Linked DNA regions of Homo sapiens: region 2 is linked to region 1. A link is a contact called in ENCODE Hi-C or POLR2A ChIA-PET data. All regions are on one chromosome and are shown on one strand. The core of a region is the stretch at or near the end of the contact, and the rest is flanking DNA. Distances in the headings are between cores, read along the strand shown. Region 1 overlaps ZSWIM6 (zinc finger SWIM-type containing 6). Region 2 has its middle 13 kb from the start of LINC02057.

Region 1 (4,175 bases), core at 991-3,490:
CAACATTTTACATCTTTCTGGTAATTTTATGAAGTCTCTGAAGACTAAAATCTGTCATAATTAGTCAGAAGTAATATTTCCGAGTAGGTATTTACTTTCAAAAAGCCTAAGTCTTTAAAGGTGGCATATGATACTATAATTTATCTCAGAAATCTTTTATTTATTTATTTATTTATTTATTTATTTATTTATTTTGAGACAGAGTCTTGCTCTGTCACCCAGGCTGGAGTGCAGTGACATGATCTCGGCTCTCTGCAGCCTCTGCCTCCCGGGTTCAAGCGATTCTCCTGCCTCAGCCTCCTGAGTAGCTGGGATTACAGGTGCCTGCCACCATGCCTGCCTAATTTTTGTATTTTTAGTAGAGACGGTGTTTTGCCATGTTGGCCAGGCTGGTCTCGAACTCCTGACTTCAGGTGATCCACCCACCTCAGCCTCCCAAAGTGCTGGGATTACAGGCGTGAGCCATTGCACCCGGCCTCTCAGAAATCTTAAAAAGGATTTAGTTTCATTTAAAAATAACAAACACAGTTCCCCAAATCTGAAATTTAGTTATTGAAACTGGACCATGTTGTCCATGGAAAACATATCTTACTTTATACCAGATTTTAAAATTAACACTGGTGTAAGTGCAGCCTAAAATTCCTCTGAGCCCCACTTTTACATAAGAAAAATTATTGAATATGATAAAGGTAGCATTTCCAATCAGTGAGAAAAGATAGGTTATTCAATTTGTGTTGGGACTAGTGGATATATATCTAGGAAAAAAAGTACAGACTCTAAATATTGAAAGGTAAAACTGAAAACATAAAAATATTTGAAGAAATCACTGGAAAATTATTCTACAAACTGCATGGGGAATGACAGTCTGTGATAATAGTAACCAAGAACCATGAAAGAATAGATTGGTAACAATTCAGCTACATAAAAATCCCTAAATTTCTCTATGGCAGAAACCATGAAACAGATAAATTTACCAAACTGGAAAAAATTTTCACAAATCATGTCACAAAGAGCTAATTTTCTTAAAATATATAAAAAAGATCTTTCAAAGTGTCATACACAAAACACTGCTTTTCGAAAAACATAAGCTCCTACAAAGCAGTAAGAAAATGATGAACAAATAGAAAAATGGGCAAAGGTGATGATTTAACAGTTCACAGAGAAATACAAATGGCTTCTAAAATATATAAAAAGATGCCCAACTTCGTTCATAATATGAAAAATGTAAATTAAGACTACACTAAGATACAATTTTTCACAGATCTGTTTTCTAAAAATAAAATAAGCTTGAGAGAGAGCCTCTTATCTGAATTCTGGGACAGCCTGATTTGCATGAGGGAAATAGGCATCCTCCTGCACTGCTGGTGGGAGGGTAAAGGTACAGTCTCAGTGGAGGACAGTTTGCTGTTACCTCTCAGAATTACAAATGCATGTGTTTGTTTTGATGTAGCAATTTCCCATCTAGGAATTTATTCTTGAAAGACAGTCATACAAGATTTTCACACCAGCATTATTTGTAATAGCAAAAAGATGGGAAATTACCTAAATGCTCATATATAGGGGACTGCTAAATTGTGGAATTCCATGCAATTCTAAAAAAGAATAAGGAAGCAAAGTAGAGAACATTATGTATAGAGTTTACCATTTTAAAAAGGAGAAAATAGAATATATGTGTATTTCCTTATGTATCACTAAAATACTTCTGGGTGAATACAAGAGAAGTAACAATTTATCATGGGATGAGAACAGGGCAACTGAGGGACGAAGTTGGAGGGAGATTTTGTCACTGTGTACCCTTTTGTTTTGGACCATTTGAAGCTATTGTCTCTTGACAATAATTTCAAGAAGATAAATTATGAAGGAGGGGGTCTAAAAAAGCTTTAAAATACGTTGTTTTAATAAAATGTTTTAATTTCTTTGCTTGAAAATTAACATTGCTTTAAGGGGGAAACAGCAGTTTAGGGGGAGCAAGTGCATTTAATTAAATTGCCTCTTCAGCAGTATTAAAAATCAGTCAGTTGTAAATTGGTGAGGAATATATTAAAACCCTATGGGAGACCAAGTTCTGAAGTTTGCTTCGAAGTTCGACCAGGAAAAGAAGGGGTTAAAGGTGTGATGCAGGTAAAGGAAGGGTTAAGGGCATTATGCAAGCTGTTAAATAAAAAGGAAGTGCATTACAAAATGCTGAGCTCAGGAGTCTGGCTGCCAGCCAAACCTTTGCTTTCCTCACTACAGCTGAGGGCTTTCGAAGCTTCCCACCAGTGGGTTTGTCTGAACTGTTTAGGAATGCGGCCGCGGTCGCCAGCTGACGTCAGCGCCGCCGGTTCAGCCGCAGGCCAGAGTCAGAGACTGACAGCGCGAGGGGCGGGGTTGGGAGTCAGGATGGGGCGAGGCCTGCGTGTGACTGATGGCGCGGGGGCGGGGCGGCGTGTGTGTGACTGACCCGACCGCGCAGAGGCGGGGTGGCACAAGATTTGCGTTTCCTTGATGACTTCTAAATTATGATTATAGATTTTCTTTGTAATGAGGGGAAAGGTTTTTTTTTTTTTTTTTTTTTTTCCCGTTTTTGAAATCCAGGCCTCTGTATTGCTTCACTTTAGGTATTAAGTATAAGCACAAAATTAAATGTAACACATACCAAATTGTCCAACTTCAAAGGCCATTTTGTTTTTGTTTTTGTTTCTGAGAACGAGGGGGCCACAGTAAAAACTTTGGTGATTTTTACCAGTGGAGGGGCTAGGGAGGTGATTTTTGCTGTTTAAGGAGGTTCTCAAATTTACTTACCTGCAGTCCATTTTCATTTCAGAATTGCTACCAGAAAGAAATTGTAAAAGTTTTCAAGCATGATTTTGTAAAGCAAAAGATCAAAAAAGGAGAGAAATTATGTGGAAAATTGGCAAGATTAATTATATCTCTATTAAGACCACCTTTGCGCAAGATAGTTTTGGGTTATTACTGCTGATTTTCAGCCTTTAAAGAAAAATGTGGGTTCTTGGTAGCAACTTACAAGGATGGTGTTTAGAGCTATAGTTCCCCCTTCTCCACCATACCCTGTTTTCTTGATGGTTAATTTTACTTTTAAAAACATTTGTATTTCTTGACTATTTATTAATTAGATCATTTTGCTTAGTCATACCTAAGAGTTTTGTTAGTCTTCGGTTTCTTAGTTGTATGAGTCAGAGTCAGGAATGCAAATTTATTAGCTTTTTGTGGAGAGGGATATGTGGGATGGTGAGAGCTGCGGGTGGGTAAGCATGGAGTGCAATACCAGTTCATAGACAAGGATCTAAAAGGAGCCATTAAGCTCCATGGAAAACATTGTTACTTGATCAGGCCAGTAAAGGAAGACTATTTTGAGTAGCTACTGAAGTTATCTGATAGTTAATTTAATTGATTTGAGTAACTCTTTCAGGGACCCCAGATTTGTAAAAGTGGCACTGTTGTGACTTTTGATAAAGGGAGTTTTAGCCTTTCATGAGAGGAAGCCTTGGACTTATTTGTCCTTCATGTTGAGAAGCTTCCGTATGATCTTCATGGTTTCCTTAGGCACAATCACTGTGATTTCACCTATGTATAGCAGCCCAACTAAGGTGAAGTCAGCATATAGACCAGGAAGATACAAAACTACGAAAACTCAGGACCAGCCTTGGCAAAAGGCAACATGTGTAGCCCTAAATTACCCCGGTACTCTAGTGCTCAGCCCCACATTGACAATTGCACAGAATTTAAGTGTTCTGAGTTTGTGAATAGTATTGTAATAATGGATGTATTTCCTTTTTTTTTTTTTTTTTTTCAGACGGAGTCTCACTCTGTTGCCAGGCTGGAGTGCAGTGGTGCGATCTCGGCTCACTGCAACCTCTGACTCCCTGGTTCAGGCGATTCTCCTGCCTCAGCCTCCCGAGTAGCTGGGATTACAGGCACGTGCCACCATGCCTGGCTAATTTTTGTATTTTTAGTAGAGATGGGGTTTCACCATGTTGGCCAGGATGGTCTCGATCTCCTGACCTCGTGATCCACCCACCTTGGCCTCCCAGAGTGCTGGGATTACAGGCATGAGCCACCGTGCCCGGCGATTTATTTCCTTTTTAAACCATCTGACTAGATTCTAAAGACTGGTGTTTTTCACTTAGATACCTTTTTGTTGATAGTACACTTCATGCAGAATAATTTTAAGA
Region 2 (4,175 bases), core at 698-3,197, 130 kb before region 1:
TGTGGGCAGGAAGGAGCCCCTGGGATGTAGTAACTAAGCTTCAGGCTCTAGCCAGGGACTACCAGGGTCTCAGCTTGGTTCTAGCACTTACAAGCCAACCAACGCTGGTCCAGTGATTCTGTGTCTCAATCTCCTCTTTGTTAAAAGGAGAGGGATGATAGTCCCTGGCCCACAGGGCTGTGTGAGGACTGAAGGAGGCGATGTGTATAAAGGTCACAGACCAGTACGTGGCCCAAAGTAGCATGCTCTGTACACACCAGCTACTGTTATTTCTTATTATTTCCTTGCTCCCTTTCTTGCCTCCATTGAATCCATTTTCCTGCAGTTATCACTTTCAAATAAACTCTGATCATAACACCTTCCTGCTGAAAACACTTGCAAAATTTGCCCGTGATTTTTAGGAACAGCCTAAATCCGTAAAAAGGCCTCCAAAACTGGGTGTGGCCTGGGCCCTACCTCCTTCTCCAGCCCCATCTTGCACCCTCTCCCCTTTGTTCTCAGAGCTCCAGATGCCTGGCTGTCTTTCAGTTCTTCAAACTAGAGGAGCTTCCCTCCACCTCAGGGCTTTACACAAGCTGCTTCCTCTGCCCGGAACGCCGACTCATCCTTCCCGTCTCGGTGCGAGCCTCATCACTTCCTCAGGGAGATCTTGCCCAGCCTCCCTCACTAGGTCAAAGCAGGCTGTGGCACCAATCATACTTCTCCTTCAATGGCGTTCCTCAGGGTCACCATCTAACACATTTGTGTGGTTACTAGATCAACACCGCTCTCACTGCTACAGTGAAAACTCTGTGAAGGCAGGGAGCATGACTATTTTTTATTTATTCCAACCCTCAGAGCCTAGAGTAGTTCCTGAAATGCAACAAAGTAGGTGCTTTGAAATGAGGAAGGGGCTGGGTGAGGTGGCTAACACCTGTTACCCCAGCACTTTGGAAGCCGTGGTGGGAGGATCATTTGAGGCCAGGAGTTTGAGACCAGCCTGGGCAATGTAGCAAGACTCCATCTCTACAAAGAATTTTATTTTTATTTATTTATTTTTGAGACAGGGTCTGGCTCTGTCACCCAGGCTAGAGTGCAGCAACACAGTCACAGCTCACTGCAGCCTCAACTTCCCAGGATCAAGCAAGCCTCCCACCTCAGTCTCCCAAGGAGCTACGACTATGGGTGTGCACCACCACGCCCAGCTATTTTTTTTTATTTTTCTTTAGGGACAGGGTGTCCCTATATTGCCCAGGCTGGTCTTGAACTCCTGGACTCAAGCAATCCTCTGGACTTAGCCTCCCAAAGTGCTGGGATCACAGGTGTGAGCCACTGCACCTGGCCTGCTATAAAACATTAAAAAATTTCCTAGGCATGGTAGTGCATATCTGTAGTCCTAGATGATCCCTTGAGCCCAGGAGGTTGAGGCTGTAGTGAGCTGTCATTGTGCCACTGCACTCCAGCCTGGGTGACAGAGTGAGACCGTGTCTCAAAGAAAAGAATTAAGATAGAAGGGAGGGAAGAAAAGAAGGAGAGGGAAGAAAAATGCATGCTGGTACCCTTGCCTGTTCTGGAGGCCACATTGCCCTGAGGATTTCTGTCAGTCTCCAGGAACCATCTCATTCCATAAGCCTTGTGTGCTTTTCTCACTTCCTACTGCCTTTGACTCATTAAGGTGTTGATTCTCAATTCAATTCGAATGTTTGTTCTTAGGAAAAATGGTCCTTACATTGGCATGATGGTGTGACCTCTGAATGCAGTTTATGGCTTTTTTGTGTGTTTGTTTTATGTACAGACATTTTGTGATTTCAAGAAAGGATAAAGTGATAGGTATGAAGTTGCAGGGAAAAAAAATTCCATCAACCCAAATCCAAAAGGGTTCCTTGCCCAGCACAGCACAGCAGCTCACTCTCTGGTATTTCTGCCCCCACACTGAGGAGAGACCCACAGGAGGAGCTCCAGCACAAGCCGATGGCAAAGGAAGGGAAACAATAGGAGGGGAGAACAGCCTCCCACATCCACCATTTCAACCTCTCAGAGAAAGTACTGAAAGTGAAAGGAGCATGAATAAAGAAGCCATTTCTCTGAACTAAAAGCAGAGGAGAGGGCTCTTCCTCCTGCTGCACATGAGTGAACAAAGATGGGCTCCAGAAGAACCAGAGGAGAAAGAATGCCAGCGTTGAGAGGAGGTTTTCCCCTTAATCCAACTCCGTTCTTGCATGAGGGAGGCAATGAAAGGCCAGAGAAGTGAAGGGATTTGCAGAGGACACACAGAGGCGAGCTAGAGGAAAGGAAGTGGGGTTTATTGAGTGACTACTGCTTTGGGCTCCTCCCTGTAGTTTAGGTATTTTGCTCTGATTGAATCTTACATAACTATATGAAGTAGATTTCATTACCACATTTTACAGAAAAAAAAAAAAAAAAAAAAACCATGGATACTCCAAAAGGCCCAGGACGAAGATATAAAGCTGCCCAGTGGAAACACGCTGTGGCTGACACTGCAAAGAATCCCGGCTCAGCCACGTCCTTGTTCTTGTGCAAGCCAGCGCCCTGCACCTGAAGGCCCTTATGTGGAGGGTGACTACATGCTCTGCCTTGCCTGAGTCAGACCTGGTTTACACCTGTTGTTCGAGTGTCATTAGTAATAGCACCTCCTCTCTCAAAAGTGCCTTATTTGAGGCTGGGCGTGGTGACTCACACCCATAATCCCAGCACTTTGGGAGGCCAGGGTGGGAGGATCACTTGAATCCAGGAGTTTGAGACCAGCCTGCGCAACTCAGTGAGACCTCATCTCTACTAAAAAAAATTTTTTTAAATGTAAAAGGTGCCCTGTTTGGGATAACGAATTTATTGTGTGATCACCCTACTGTCTATAAAATGGGGATATTAATGTTACCTAGGTCGTGGAGTGGCTGCAAGGACTCAATGAGATGTCGCACATAAAATACATGGCATCTAGTCAGTGCTCAATAAATGTTAGCTGCTATTATTATTATTAGGGTGGCATCTAGAGAGGCGGCAGCAAGGAGTGAAGCCAAGCTTCCCACTTGACATTCCCACCTTGGTCTCTGTGAATGATGCTCCCTGTAGTTGTGCAGTGCCAGCCTTTGTGGCTTCAGACTGACCCGGCATGGGCAGCACTAGCTACTCTAGATTAGAGACCATATGGGGGCACCACACTTGCCACTTCTACCTCTGCACCAATCAGATTCACCACCTTCTCCTTCTTGGGTTACATTGTTGGGACTGAATTTTTTTTCTTTTACTGAAAAGTTTAGAGCCCAGATTTCTTAAAGGGGAAGAATGTCAAGCAGCGAATCCTGCAGAGCATCCCTACCCCTGGCCCCAGCCCATGCTAATTAAGTGACTGACTTAAGGAAGTTGCCTCCTCTTAGAAATTAAGAGGTGGATTGAGTATTTTCCTCTGGCCTCCTTAAATGTTCTTGGTTACAGTGATAAAAATGCTGAGCTCTATTGCCTACTATTGGAGTGAAGGCTGCTGGAAACTCCTCGTTCCCTGAAGAACCTAATTGTCGATGCTAGTGCATCTAAACAGGTGTTCTTTAGATTACTTTTGCTAATGCCTTTTCACTGGAAAGATCAATTTAAATGTTGCTTTGAGCTAATTAGTTATTGCTTCTGTGTCCATCCAAATTTATATATTTGATTCTGTGTGCTGGATGAGGCATTACCTTCAAAATCTATAAGCTTACACAAGGTAGGTCATTTTAAATTTAGTTATCTGTCCTCTTCTATATTTTATACAAATATGCATATATTTCTTTTATTATTTAAAATGCCACCAGGTGTTGTGGCTCATGCCTGTAATCCTAACACTTTGGGAGGCTGAGGTGGGTGGGTTGCTTGAGCCCAGGAGTTCGAGACCTGCTTGGGCAACATGGCGAGACCACATCTCTACCAAAAAGAATACAAAAATTAGCTGGGCATGGTGGTGCATGCCTATAGTCCCAGCTACTTGGGAGGCTGGGGTGGGAGGATCACTTGAGCCCAGGAGGTTAAGACTGCAGTAAGCCTAGATTGCGCCACTGCACTCCAGCCTGGGTGACAGAGCTGGATTCTGTCCCCAAAAAAATAAAGAAAACAAAAACAAAATGAAATGCCTAGTTTAAACATATATTAGAATGTCCAGCATCATCTTTGGATGTCCTCTATCACCAAGAATGGTGTGTTATACA

What was found. A loop is a pair of places that touch in the nucleus more often than their neighbours do. ChIA-PET counts read pairs that join two places held with the same protein, here RNA polymerase II (POLR2A). Pooled maps may share reads with other maps.
Region 2: a loop to region 1 is called in a map of CD14-positive monocyte, with 4 times the contacts of the local background. The contact joins two enhancer-like sites. A Hi-C loop is called at or near these places in 6 of 168 maps with a recorded cell type or tissue (CD14-positive monocyte, CD4-positive, alpha-beta T cell, IMR-90 and 3 more), 1 of 37 single-sample maps with no recorded cell type and 14 of 50 pooled maps. POLR2A ChIA-PET finds 5 or more read pairs at or near these places in 1 of 52 experiments (T-cell).

The regions. Positions count from the first base shown.
Region 1 is chr5:61,406,536-61,410,710 of GRCh38, forward strand. The region is part of intron 1 of ZSWIM6 (zinc finger SWIM-type containing 6); the gene reads left to right. Among named protein-coding and RNA genes, the nearest start is that of ZSWIM6, 76 kb to the left of the region's middle. RefSeq lists an enhancer at 1,476-2,675 and a silencer at 2,101-2,491. Within about 2 kb of position 2,241, at least 21 of the 41 ENCODE cell types and tissues checked have a DNase peak (open chromatin) inside an H3K27ac peak, as active enhancers do; they include CD14-positive monocyte and endothelial cell of umbilical vein, where a contact is called at or near this core.
Region 2 is chr5:61,275,409-61,279,583 of GRCh38, forward strand. No RefSeq gene overlaps it. Among named protein-coding and RNA genes, the nearest start is that of LINC02057, 13 kb to the left of the region's middle. Within about 2 kb of position 1,948, at least 6 of the 41 ENCODE cell types and tissues checked have a DNase peak (open chromatin) inside an H3K27ac peak, as active enhancers do; they include CD14-positive monocyte and endothelial cell of umbilical vein, where a contact is called at or near this core.